3 separate regions of the Homo sapiens genome follow, and all the other regions are linked to region 1. Evidence: chromatin contacts called from ENCODE Hi-C or POLR2A ChIA-PET data. All regions are on one chromosome and are shown on one strand. The core of a region is the stretch at or near the end of the contact, and the rest is flanking DNA. Distances in the headings are between cores, read along the strand shown.

The links. A loop is a pair of places that touch in the nucleus more often than their neighbours do. ChIA-PET counts read pairs that join two places held with the same protein, here RNA polymerase II (POLR2A). Pooled maps may share reads with other maps.
Region 2: a loop to region 1 is called in a map of B cell, with 6 times the contacts of the local background. The contact joins the enhancer-like site here to the promoter of AMPD3 in region 1. A Hi-C loop is called at or near these places in 2 of 168 maps with a recorded cell type or tissue (B cell and K562), 12 of 37 single-sample maps with no recorded cell type and 13 of 50 pooled maps. POLR2A ChIA-PET finds 5 or more read pairs at or near these places in 3 of 52 experiments (OCI-LY7, PC-9 and activated B cell).
Region 3: a map with no recorded cell type shows a loop between it and region 1 (8-fold over the local background). The contact joins the enhancer-like site here to the promoter of AMPD3 in region 1. A Hi-C loop is called at or near these places in 1 of 168 maps with a recorded cell type or tissue (K562), 10 of 37 single-sample maps with no recorded cell type and 12 of 50 pooled maps. POLR2A ChIA-PET finds 5 or more read pairs at or near these places in 3 of 52 experiments (AG04450, activated B cell and activated naive CD4-positive, alpha-beta T cell).

Annotation. Positions count from the first base shown.
Region 1 is chr11:10,452,529-10,456,513 of GRCh38, reverse strand. AMPD3 (adenosine monophosphate deaminase 3) reads right to left here and starts at 1,250. Exons shown (of 15, transcript NM_001025389.2): 1 at 1,066-1,250. RefSeq lists an enhancer at 326-375.
Region 2 is chr11:10,639,196-10,643,724 of GRCh38, reverse strand. The region is part of intron 2 of IRAG1 (inositol 1,4,5-triphosphate receptor associated 1); the gene reads left to right. Among named protein-coding and RNA genes, the nearest start is that of IRAG1, 52 kb to the left of the region's middle. RefSeq lists enhancers at 1,542-1,721, 1,742-1,791. Within about 2 kb of position 1,969, at least 6 of the 41 ENCODE cell types and tissues checked have a DNase peak (open chromatin) inside an H3K27ac peak, as active enhancers do; they include B cell, where a contact is called at or near this core.
Region 3 is chr11:10,657,543-10,662,060 of GRCh38, reverse strand. The region is part of intron 1 of IRAG1 (inositol 1,4,5-triphosphate receptor associated 1); the gene reads left to right. Among named protein-coding and RNA genes, the nearest start is that of IRAG1, 34 kb to the left of the region's middle. RefSeq lists a silencer at 2,345-2,639 and enhancers at 1,693-2,892, 4,261-4,410, 4,015-4,518. Within about 2 kb of position 2,145, at least 25 of the 41 ENCODE cell types and tissues checked have a DNase peak (open chromatin) inside an H3K27ac peak, as active enhancers do.

The DNA of each region.
Region 1 (3,985 bases), core at 1-2,500:
GCCACAGTCCCTCCAGAAAGGAAGCCCAGTGCCACTGAAATCCCCTCGTTATACGAAGGAAGCTGGTTCCTACTCTTGCCAGACTCCCCTTGCAGAAGCCCCGACACAGACCTGAGCCTGGCTCCATGACTGGTCCTGAAGATGCCACTCAAGTGATGCACCCGGGTGAGGTGCTGCCTGCCACCCAGGAGGCTCAGCTGAGTCAGTGCGTGCGTGCAGCTGGCTGGGTCCTGTCTGCCGGCTGGAGTAGGAGGTCTCTGTTTTGCATATCTGTGAGCAGCAGTGAGCCAGAGCAGGAAAAGCCTGGGCTGGAAATTCTCTCGTGAATATGAAATATGAGTGGAAAATTTCCAAGAGCCCTGAAGTCCCCAGGTAATCCCAGTTATCCAAAACAAAATGGCTGTGGTATCCTGAATGCAGTGTCCTGGCCCTCTTCACAGCCCTCACAAGAGGAAACTAAAGCGGCGGCTTCCTCTTTACAACAGTAAACTCAGCCGTCCTGCCCAGCTGCAGGAGATAAGCCACAGCCTCCCTCTAACGCCCAGCCTCCTCCTGAAAGCTGAGTAGCAACGAGCGATATCATCACCTTTGCTGCTTCCGTTCTGAACGTGCTTCAGGCCTGGCTGCATTTTATCAAGGGGATTGGTCTCAGGTACAGCCCGACCTGCCTCTTCTCAGAAAGCCCCCCTAAAGCAGCCCTCCCAAGGGCACCCCATAACTGCCAGGGGGAGCTTCAATCCCAGTTGCTAATACAATCCCCTCCATCCCCTCCTCCTCTGAAAGGGAAAGACCATGAACTGCTTCCACCTTTCCCAGGAAAGGACAGAGACTCAGGGAGCAGGAACTGCCTCAGCACAGAGGCGGACAGAGGACAGGGGCAGGCTAGGATGAAAAGCTGACAGCCCCATCCCACTCCTTCCTTTCTTCCCAGAAGGAAGCCCACATCACAGGTGACTGCGAAGCCTGATAAGCTTTACCAGAACCCCCACCCCCATCCACACACACAGAAAAGGAGTACACCCCAACTGACCCACCGGAGCCCACCCCAAACCCTCCCCTGCTTACAGCCGCTCACTGCTCCCACGTGGGCCTCCAGCTCCGAGCGCTGGCTGGACTCTGCCACTCCTCCTGGGGAAGGTGGAGCCTGCCTCAAGTGACCCACAGGAGCAATCCTCTAAAACCAAGCAGGGTTGATTAAAATGGCATCACAGGGTGCAAAGCTCTGATCTTCATCTGCCCTTTAGGAGAGTGGGAAGGCTCAGAACAGACACATAGCCTCCCAGTGACTTAGGCAAATCCTGTGGTCCTGGGAAATAACCATGAGCAAAATGGCTATTTCTGTGGTGCTGTTGAAATCCTGGGGAGAAGAGCTCAGGAAGGATGGGTCAGTTGTTTACCGGGAGGCTAGCTGTAACCCTGACTTGGGCCTGAGTCACCTCCGCATGTCCAATCGTGAGGTTGTGTCTTACTGAGCTCACATCATAATTCCTGTGTGCACAGAGCAGTATTACAGGGTTGACACATGATCCTCGGGCTGCTGCTGGGCTTTAGCTACCCAGAGATTACGGCCCACCTGTCCTCACAGCTGTTTCATAAACAGTGCAACCAGCAGGCTACAAGCAACCTAGAGGGAGGGTAATATTTATTCATTAAACAATTAAATGAACTTACAGTATGAGAAAAAAATCCAAGCCCTTAGTACTATTCTGCCAGAAGGAGGAGGGGCAGATGACTTTTTCTGCTAGTGTTTTGGGGAAAGGGGAGGTAGAGTGGGGACTGCAGTGGGAGGATTCCAGCCCAAGGATTTAAGTCCGACACGTTCAGGGAATTTTATTCTGCACCTTTAACCGGATCCCAGCTAGCCTTAGTCTAAACAAGCATTTTTCAAAGTGCAGTCTGCAGAACATGAAAGGTCAGAAGGCTTGGAAAACACTGCATCCTGTAGTCCCTTATGGGTATTCATGCACAGTTTCTACTAGCAAATTCAACACCTGAGAAGTCCTGCAGTAAAGAAAGCTGCTTAACTTTGTTTAACCCGACGCACTTATTTGACCATCCTAGAACTGCTGTCATAGGAAAAAAACACCTATTAATATCTTGTGGTATCGGCTTTGGGAAACACCCTCCACCTTGAGTCTTCATTTTCCAACTTAGAGAAAGCTGCCTTCCTGGAGCCCAGTTTACAGGTATGAGACCCATTGCATCGGGTTCAGACAGAAACCAGCAGCAGCTCCACTAAGATGACACAGGTTGTAACAATGACCAAGGGTCCTGCTGAAGCCAAAAGGCGGGAAGACTCCCCAGAACATGGGCAGTTTAGAAGAAAAATACAGTTCTGTCCCAGAAGAGCAAGCTCTTCTCAGGACCTCACAATTCCACCTTGAGCCTAACTTGTTGCTGCTTCTTGCAGCCAAGATGTCTCTGTGGACTGAAGAGCACTGATCCCAAGCTCAAAGCCTTATTTCCCTTTCGAACAAACATCAAGACAATTTATGATAACCAGATACAGGGCCCGCTTCTCCTGCCCGAGACTAGACTGCATCCCCTTTTATCACTTAAGCACCCCTTACAAACTCTAAAAGACAGGAGAGGACGGAATCAAATTATGTCTCATCAAGAAAGATATCGGCCGGGCATGGTGGCTCATGCCTGTAATCCCAGCACTTTGGGAGCCCGAGGCAGGTGGATCACAAGGTCAGGAGATTGAGACCATCCTAGCCAACGTGGTGAAACCCCATCTCTACTAAAACACAAAAAATTAGCTGGGCATGGTGGTGCGCACCTGTAGTCCCACCTACTTGAGAGGCTGAGGCAGGGGAATCACTTGAACCCAGGAGGCAGAAGTTGCAGTGAGCTGACATTGCACCACTGCACTGCACTCCAGCCTGGCGACAGAGCAAGACTTTATCTCAAGAAAAAAAAAAAGAAAAAGAAAAAGAAAGATATCACTCTCCTCCCCAAAAGCCAGGCATGAGCTTGCATAGAGGGGTTCATTTTTCTTCTCATTTGTGAGGTGTGTGTGACTCACACAAGGAGTTGGACAAAGGGGATTCACTTGCTAAATACCAGCTCCATGACAAATCTCGCCTGTCTCATTCACAGTTGTATCCCCATACCTGAAATATGGTCGACATTCAGCAAGTATTTGTTGAATGAATGAATGCATAAAACAATGAACAAGTGAACTAGCTATTTATAATAGATCAATCCACCTATGGCAATCTCAGGAATGAGTAGAGTGTATGGCTAAAAACGTAGACTCAGGCTGAGTGTGGTGGCTCACGCCTGTAATCCCAGCGCTTTGGGAGGCCGAGGCGGCCAGACCACTTGAGGTCAGGAGTTTTGAGACCAGCCTGGCCAACATGGGGAAACCCCATCTCTACTAAAAACACAAAAATTAGCCTGGCATGGTAGCGGGCGCCTGTAATCCCAGCTACTTGGGAAGCTGAGGCAGGAGAATCGCTTGAACCCGGGAGGTGGAGGTTGCAGTGAGCTGAGATTGTGCCACTGCACTCCAGCCTGGGTGACAGAGTGAGACTCCATTTCAAACAAACAAACAACAACAAAAAAAACTCCAGCTAGACTCCCTGCATTTGAATCCTGTTCCACCACTTAGTTGTATGACCTTGGGCAAGTTAAATAACTTTTCTGTGGCTCGGTTTTATTCCCTATGAAGTGTGGATAATAAAAAGCCAATCTCATAGGTTGCCATGACAATGAGCATAAGTGAAGTGTTTAGACTGGTACCTGGCATAGAGTATGTGTTTTATAAGCATTATCTGCCAACATCATTGTCATCATCATTATGATATCAGATACGAGAGAGAAGAACTAGGAAAATGAACATGAAGTTTTATCTAGACACTGAATCCTTTTATTCAACCTTATTTATTGAGCACCACCATGTGCCTGGCACTCTCCCAAGTTTCTATTACCTGGGTGCAGGAAGAAGGAAAACATATTTAAATGTGAAGCCAGATCAGGA
Region 2 (4,529 bases), core at 720-3,219, 190 kb before region 1:
GGTGGATGGATGCTTGATTGTGTTGTGATAGGTTGGGTAGATAATTGGCTGGCTAGATGACTAAATGACTGCATTAAAAGGCAGAAGAAATGGAGGGTGGAGTAGTGTTAGGAAGGGAGGAAGGAAGGGAGGATAGTAGATATGACGGATGAACGACTAGCTGAGTTACTCTCCTTGGAATAAAGCTAACATATATTGTGTGCTTTTCCACACTCCCAGAGTCTGTTGGCATGAGAGTAAAAACAGTGATGAACAAGGCAGTTGTTCTTTATATCTGACTTCTAGAAATAAATGGACAATGGCAGGAAAGAGGATCCACCAGAGGCAGAGCAGGCCCTTGGTGCAAGGGAGGGCCTATAGGGAAGACACCGGGGAGCCTTTGGGGAGCCAGGGAACTGGCCCTCTATGCTTGGCAGGGAGGAGCCCCATGTCCAGCAGAACTCAGCAGAGGCACTTCTGCTCTCTCCTGTGCCCCTAGGACTTGCCGCTGGGATAATCATTTTCTTTCAAGTCCCCAGAGAGTCCTTTTTTTTTTTTTTTTTTTTTTTGAGACGGAGTCTCACTCTGTCGCCCAGGCTGGAGGAGTGCAGTGGCACGATCAGGCTCACTGTAAGCTCCGCCTCCTGGGTTCACGCCATTCTCCCGCCTCAGCTTCCCGAGTAGCTGGGACTACAGGTGCCCGCCACCATGCCCGGCTAATTTTGCTTTTGTATTTTTAGTAGAGACGGGGTTTCACTGTGTTAGCCAAGATGGTCTCGATCTCCTGACCTTGTGATCCACCGAGGCCATGCCTCGGCCTCCCAAAGTGCTGGGATTACAGGCGTGAGCCACCGTGCCCGGCCCAGAGAGTCCTTTTATCCTGTTGTAAGAGCACTGGCTGCTTTTGCTGCTGGATCTCCTCTCTACCAAGGCAGTCCCTGTTTGCCCTCCAGGCTACAAGACAGGGATCTGGGGATACAGTCTCACAGCACGCACCCACCACCACCACTTTCACCGTCATTATTATTGCTTTCTCTCATTTAATACTTAAAACAAGCCTAGAGAATAGTGATTATTAGCTCTATGTAATGTTTTAGACCATGAAAGAGAAGTTTAGTAACTAGTAACTTGCCCAAGGTCACCCAGGTGGGATTCTGGTCTAGGCCTACCCGACTTCTTCACTAGCCCACATTGCCTTCCAGCAGGGTCCTCCTCTCCTGGGCTGTCTGCCAGCGCCCATCTACAGGATCTAAACCCCCCATGCCTGCCTGAGCTGGAGTGGGCTGGAGCTGGGGCTGGGGGTGTTCCTTACAGTTTCCTAGCCTGGGCCTAGCCATGTGACTCTGGGGAAAGGAAGCTAATATTCCCATCTATGACACTGGCCTATATTTATCCCTGTGCCCAGGCGGTTAGGAAAACTATTGTGCATTCCTGAGAATCTATGAGTGAAATAAACATTTAAATGTTTCTATAAGATTTATTTAAGGAGAACAAAATGTGGCCTGCTGGCTTATTAGAGGGTGAGCTTGCTGGGAGATGACCCAGCCCTCAGTGCTTGGCTGATTCCAGGGAAGGGAAATGGACCCCCAGGGAGGCTGGGCCCATGGAGGAGTGAGAAGGGCAGTGAGCCAAGGGCATCCTCTGCCCATGCTGTCCTTTTCTCCAGCTGTGTGTTCAGCCTTGTGCTGGTTTGAGGGCTTCCTGGAGGAAGAGGTACCTTCTGTGAAGGAGAGTGCAGCTTGGAAGAATAAGAGTGTCAGAGGCCAGCAGGGCACCAGGAACCAGGGGAGGTGAGACCAAAAACTGGGGATGCAGCTTTAAGAGTAGCGTGGTGTCGTGGGAAGGACACAGCCTGTGTTCAGTCACTTCCCCTATTTACAAGCGGCACAGCCCTGGACAAGTCAGTTTTTGCATTGATAAAGTGGAGATCAAAATAGAAAAGCAGAAGAGAAAAAAGAAAGATATCAATCTTCTACCCCATGCTCATGGCCTTCACTTTCATCTTCTCGTTTCCTCTTCACAATTCTATGAGTTTGGGAGGCATTATCACCCCCAATTTGTAGGTGGTGTCCTCAGGTTTACCCACTGAGTTTCTGGGAGGATTCGGTGAGAAAACACGAGGGGGGTCTGGGACAGGGCCCACCACACAGTGGGCCTGAGTAACTGCCAATTCCCTCTAGCCATGTTTGTTTCTGTGCTTCCATGTCTGTAACCCACAAAGGGCATTGATTGGTTTGAGAGGCAGAGGGTGAGAGGGAGTGGAGCCGGGTGAAGGTGGCCTTGGTGGTGGGTCCTTGATCACTTGGGCTTATGTGGTCAGATGCCCCAGGAGAGATGCTCCATTGCGCCGTGACCACAGTGGCTGGGCTCTCCCAATTTAACTCCAGATGGTTGAGGAGACCCAGAACTAAGAGCAACCATCTTTTCAAAACCAAATGCCAAAGTCATTAATTCAATCCCGAAGGGAATAATAAGGGAACATAACATCTAATGCTTAGTGAGCATTTGCTCAGTGCTAGGTGCACTTCCACAGGCTTGCCATCTAGGGCTGCCAGATTTGGAAAATGAAAATATGATTATATGCTGTACATGGTGGCTCACACCTGCAGTCCCAGCTACTCAGGTGAGAGGATCACCTGAGCCCAGAAATTTGAGACCAGCCTGGGCACATAGCAAGATTCAGTCGAGAGAGAGAGAGAGAATACAGTTATGTCCATGGAATATTTGAGACACACATACTAAAAATTATCTGTTGTACATTTGAAATTCAAATATAACTGGGGCATCCTGTGCTTTATCCAGAAATCCTATTTCTATATCAACTTGTTTAATTCTTATAACTACCCTGTGAGATAGTTCCATTATAGATTAGGTAACTGAGGCACAGAGAGGCAAGGTAACTTGCCCAAGGTTATCCAGCTAAAAAGTATACCATAAGGTAGTGTGGCTTCTGAGCCTGAGGCCCTGAAGCCCCTAAGCCAGTAGGTTGTCTGGCCAACGCTATTTGGTCTTACTGCTCTCCCAAGCTTTCTTGAAGGCCTGCCTTGTGTTTGACAGCTCAGAATGGGAGCAGGGATGCGTGTGTGCACTGCATGAAAATCTGGCAGAATTCACCCCAGAGGGCCCCTAGAATCTTCCCACACACTCTCTCCTGGATTACTGTCTCCCCAGTCCCTGATAGAGTGAAAAACAGCCCCCACAAGACCTGAATGTTCCCACCAAAACAGTTTTGCAGAAAAGGAGAAGTTGCCCAGAGCTTGCTCAACGATTCTGTCAGCTGATGAGGGAAAGAACACTATGATTTTATGAGTTGTGTATTTTGCACACATTAGAAGGCAAGTGTGAAGAACCTTCCAGGATGTTCCATCAAGGGATTAGAGGATTTCCTCCTAATCGCTTTATGCTTCCTGCTTTGTAAGCCACTTGGAATTGTGAGTGTCTGCGGTTACCTGCTTGGCACTTGCCACCCATGGCTTGTTTCTGCCTTTTTGTATGGGCACCTCTGCCATGGTCCTCCTCCCCAGTGAGATGCCTACAGTCAGGAGAGCTTTGCTTCAGGTAACCATTAGCCAGCAAGCAGAGAAAGCTCCTATCAGAAGGCAGCTCACTCCCGTGCCTTGTACCCATTTACCTGGTAGGTATCAACACCGAGGGCACTATTAGTAATAGCAGTGGAGGTTACTTCCCCTTCTCTCCCCATTCCTTCATGCTAATGAATGGGAAGCATTGCAGAGGCCCGCTCAGTTCACCTTTGTCTTCCCAGACCTTAGCATAGACCCTGGCCACAATAGGCATTCAATAAATGTTTGCCGGATGATTGGACAGAATAAGGTCCAATAATGTGGGAGTGTTCACAGACCACATCCCTTTCTTGGACGCCAAACAGAATCTGATCATTGCCAGCCCAGTGCCCCTCTCTTCTCCAAGAAGGTCTTTGCTCTGTAAGACTCTTCAGTAAATGTTTGTGAGTCAATCATACAAACAAATGAAGACAATCTGCACAAAAAATAACTGGATGGAGCTGGGGGAGTAAAGGCTGGAGCAGGAGAAAAAGAGAAAGAAGGTAGACAGAGGATCTGGGCAGGGAGGCAAGCAGGGGAAGAGTCATCAGAGAGGGGGCGTGAGAATCGTTAAGGAAAGAGAAAAGGGCAGAGGAGAGGTCAGGATGGGAGTGAAGATTTGTTCCCCTTTCATGTTCTTTGAGAGGTGAGAGTAAAGAATGAAGTTCCTTCTATGCTGGTTTTCTTTCTGTTGAACAGTTCCGTAAGGCGAGCCTTCTCAGAGTCTGCGCCACGTGGATCACGGCTTCATTAGGTTTCAGGGCAAATAGTTTAACCACAACTCCCAACCATAGACTGTTAGGAGCATGAGGTTCTCCTTGTCTGCTAGGGATATTTATGTTTGTCAAATCATCCATCATTCCCCCATTTATATAGTCTCATGTTTTTATATCTTATATTTTATTGTTGGTTACTTCAAGTTGCTTTGAGAAGTAGATAGTGTCAATAAGATTAAAAATAAACAAAGGCCAGGCATGGTGGCTCACGCCT
Region 3 (4,518 bases), core at 896-3,395, 200 kb before region 1:
ATTTAGTGAATGCCTATTCTGTGTTTGACCCTGTACTGGAGGCAGGTCATAAAAATATGAATATTATAAGAATATTCATAAAGCTATGAATAAGGCAGAGTCTCTGCTCTTGAGATGTTCAAATTCTAGTTGGGTTGAGTTCTGGGCAAAGTACCCTGGGAGGATAGGGCAGTAGGCTGAATACTCCCCCCTCCCCAAGATGTCTACATCCTAACCCAGGAACCTATGAAGATGTTACCTTAAATGGCAAAAGGGCCTTTGCAGATATGATTAAATTGGGAATACTTAGATGGAGATTACCCTGGATTAACTGAGCGGGTTCAATGTAATCATGAGTTCTTATAAGGAGGCAGGACGGTGAAAGTCAGAGGAGAAGGAAATGTGAAGGGGGAAGCAGAGATCAGAGGGGAGAAAAGATGCCAGCGACTCTGCTGGCTTTGAGGATGGAGAAAAAAGGGTCACCAGCCAACGAATGTAGGCAGCCTCTAAAGCTGGAAATGGCAGGAAATGGATTCTCCCCTAGAGCCTCCTGAAGAAGCACAGCCCTGCTGATGCTTAGACTTTAGCCTGCTGAGATGGATTTTGAACTTCTGACCTCAAGAATTGTAAGATAATGAATTTGTGCAGTTTTAAGCCACCAAATATGTGGAAATTTGGTACAGACGCAGTAGGAAACTACTACAGGAAGGGAGTAACTTTTCCTGAGGTGAAGAGGAGGAATGGGTTTATGAAGGAGGAGATATGTGAACTGGGTCTTGGAGGACAAGTAGGAACCCATAAAGTATAGAAGGAGGACAGAAGGCAGCCCAAGTATAAGGAGGAGGATGTATGCAAAGGGTGTAAAAAAGCAGGGCATGTTTGGAGGTTGGCTTTTGGTCCACTGTGGTTGGGGCATAAGGTGTACAAAGGTTGAAAGAGGGGATCAGCCTCGAGAGAGGGGCTAGGAGCTTGACTCAGAACTGGCCCCCCCATGGTAAAAGGGAATCAATCCTCAAGGAGTTTATGAAGGGGAAGGATGATCCAATTTGTGTTTCAGACAGACTGCTCTGGTATCATTATGGAGGGTCATTGGAAGGGACCAGGCCAGAGGTAAGGAGACAAATGAGGCTGTTGCAGTGACTCAGGTCACACAGAGCCATGGGCAGGGGTGCCAGGGATGGGAGGAAGGGCATTTCTGAACTAGGATTGATGGGACTCAGAGTCATCTAATTGAATGTGGAGGGTGACAGAAATGAAGGAGTCACGGTGACTTCTAGGTTTGTAGCTTGAGTGCCATTCTCTGGGGCACAGGAGGAGTGGGCTGGGGAGGGAAAGAAACAATGAGCTCTGTCAGGGATGTGTTGAGGATAAGGGATTCATAGTCCACTTGGGAAAAGTTGTCCAAAGACAATTGGCAATGAAGTCTCCATAACTGTGCTATCTTGGGGTGATACTAAAGTCATCTGTGTTCCTTCTGCACCCTGGTAGGAGCAAGAATCAGGGAGCCTGGGGCTGAGTAGCTCAGTGGTGTGCTGGCAATGTTCCACGGCCAGCTCTCTGGGGGGAAAAGGCCCTGATATGTACATAGTGTTTGCCAATTTCCATGGTATAGATACTCCCACTATGACCAATGGCAAGCTACTAACTCACCCTCACTGATCATGGAACTGAGAAGAGATGGGCAGTAGCAAATCATTATATAGTTTCCGCTATGCAGAGACAATAGAAATAAATCTTCAGAAGAGCATAGATAATAGTAAAATGTAGTAAAATAATTAAAAAGCAGTTATTTTGAGTATTTATCTCCTTTTTGTTTAATGTGAGTTCATGTAATTTATTTTTTAATAATGTCTGTGTTTAACCACCAGTTCACAGAATTCTTGAAAATTACATTAGACTCTTATGAGCTGGAACAAGCAGGCTCCTGTGCACCACTAAAGAGATTCCTCCAAAGTACAAGTTAGAAGGGCCCAGAAATCCACCTACTTCTCAGGCTTAGTGACTCTCTAAAGTCACCCATGTGGGGAGGCAGAGCCAAGCCTAGGGCCTAGGAGACAGTTCCTGATCCTCCATGTCTTCCTGGAGACCCCTCGGTGCCCTGCCCTTTATGGGATCTCACAGACCCAGAATGCCGTGTGGTCCTTGACCCCAGGATGATGACTCATGTCACTCTTGAGTGAGTGACTCAGGGAAGAGGCTGCTGAGCAGCCTGGAACAAACAGAACTGGGCAAGATTTATATCTGCTAGGCGCTAAATGGGAGGCTCAGATACTTTGCTGCTATTCTCGGTGCCTTTGAACTGCCTCCGATTGAGCAATTGTACATATTTTGAAGAAGAAAAAATTTTTTCAAGTGGACCTATTTTTAAAAAAAGAATTCCTGAAGTGAACAAGCTGGAAAGGAAACCTGGGGAGATGTTTAGGCTTATTTCCTGTCATTGGTCTGAGCAGGTGCTGGCTCCTTCCCAGGGCACCCCCAGCCAACAAAGCCTATACGAGCTCCACAGGAGCGGAGAGCAGGGCTGGAGAAAATCGGGCCCTAAGAAGGTTTCCCACAGAGGTGCAAACCCCAGGATTGTCGGGGTTCTCAGGGCCAGCCTCCCGAAACGTGACTTTGTTTAGGGGACACAGTCTTGGGGGAAGTGACTTCCACTTCCTCATCCTCCCTTTTCTGTTGCCACCGAGGCTTTCTCCCTGCATCTCCGCCCTTCACCATTCCTGCTCCTGCACAATTCCCTTCAATCTAGATCCACTTTCAGGAGAGAATCCTGGGGCTTCCACCACACACTGGGGGGTGGCTGTACCCCCTTCAGTCACTCACTTACCCACTTGTTCAGCACAGCACAAATACCTACTTGGCCAGACACTGTGGCTGGCTCTCTTCCAGGAGGGATTCCACACTAGGCCTCATGTCTCACCTGTGGAACAAAAACCTCTGTTTTGGGGGAGTCATCATGAGTACAGGGATAGTGGAAAGAACTGGGGCTTTGAAACCAGACCAACCTGGGACTGAGCACAGCCCAGACCTGGGACTAAGCACAGCACAGATCTGGGGCAAGCACAGCACAGACCTGGGACTGAGCACAGCACAGACGTTGGGCAGCCACAGCACAGACCTTGGGCAGCCATAGCACAGACCTGGGACTGAGCACAGCACAGACATGGGGTGAGCACAGCACAGACATGGGGTAACCACAGCACAGACCTAGGACTGAGCACGGCACAGACATGGGGTGAGCACAGCACAGACATGGGGTAACCACAGCACAGACCTAGGACTGAGCACAGCACAGACACGGGGCAAGCACAGCACGGACCTGGGACTGACCACAGCACGGACCTGGGACTGACCACAGCACTGACCTGGGACTGACCACAGCACAGACCTGGGACTGACCACAGCACGGACCTGGGACTGAGCACAGCACAGACATGGGGCAAGCCCAGCACAGACCTGGGACTGTCCACAGCAAAGACCAGGACTGAGTCTCTTTTACTTGCAGGAGACAAATCTGGGAGCTCTGAGCCACTAGGATGAACACCAGAGTCTCTCTGAGCCTTGGCTTGGTTTTGTTGATGCTGTGCATGCTTAGAGAACTCAGCTGCCCTGTTTGGAGAATGGCGAGGGCACTGAGTGGACTCTATGTACCAGCACCTTGCATGTATTTCCTGATTTAATCGTTACAACAACGCTAAAAGGTGGGTGCTATTACCTCCATTTTCAAATGAGGGAACTGAGGCCAGGGGAGATTTATCCAGCAAGGGAGAGGCAGAGGAAGGATTAGAACGGAATCTGCCAAGCAACAAAGCCCCGTGAGCAGGCCAAGGTTAGGAAGCAGGATGGGGCTTTCCCAAGGCAGGCTTCCCATCCGGCTCACTTGTGGAGTCGCGGAACCCAGCTCTGCAGTTGGCCAGGCCCAGGGGACCCCCAGAGGCACCTCCCAGCACTTTCAGCAGATCTCCTGTGGGGAGCATCCTCTCTCCTGCGAGAGTGACCATGAGAGCATGAGAGCAAGAACAATGACGAGTCACTGCCGAAGGACGCCTGCTTTCACAGCACAGACACAATGGCTTACCCTTTACTATGAGCAAAACCGTCAAAATGAAAAGTCAGAAAGCTGCCACATGCAGCCGGGCTCGGGGCATGGGTGCTCTGGGGACTTTTCTGACTCTGCCCCTCACTCATAGATGTGGCCTTGGTCACATGCCTGCCCCTCTGGGCCTCGGTTCCCCATTGGTAAAAATGGGTGCAGGGGTAAGACTGGTGAGTTCTCAGTGTCCCTCCATCACCCTCTGGATTTGCAGAAGGGCTAAGAGAGCTCCACGTGCAGTCACCCCCAACAATTCCCCCCATCAGTTGTCCATCTAGAGATAGACCCGTGGTATTAATAGCAACCTAATCTCTTTCACATTCTTTGTGCTGCTAAAATGAAAGCAAAAATTCAAAGCTGGAAGAACAAAAAAACTCCCTTCTGAGAATACTGAGTCACTCCAGAAAGGTCAGTGGAGGCTAGGTTAACCCATGGTTTCCCGAAAGGGC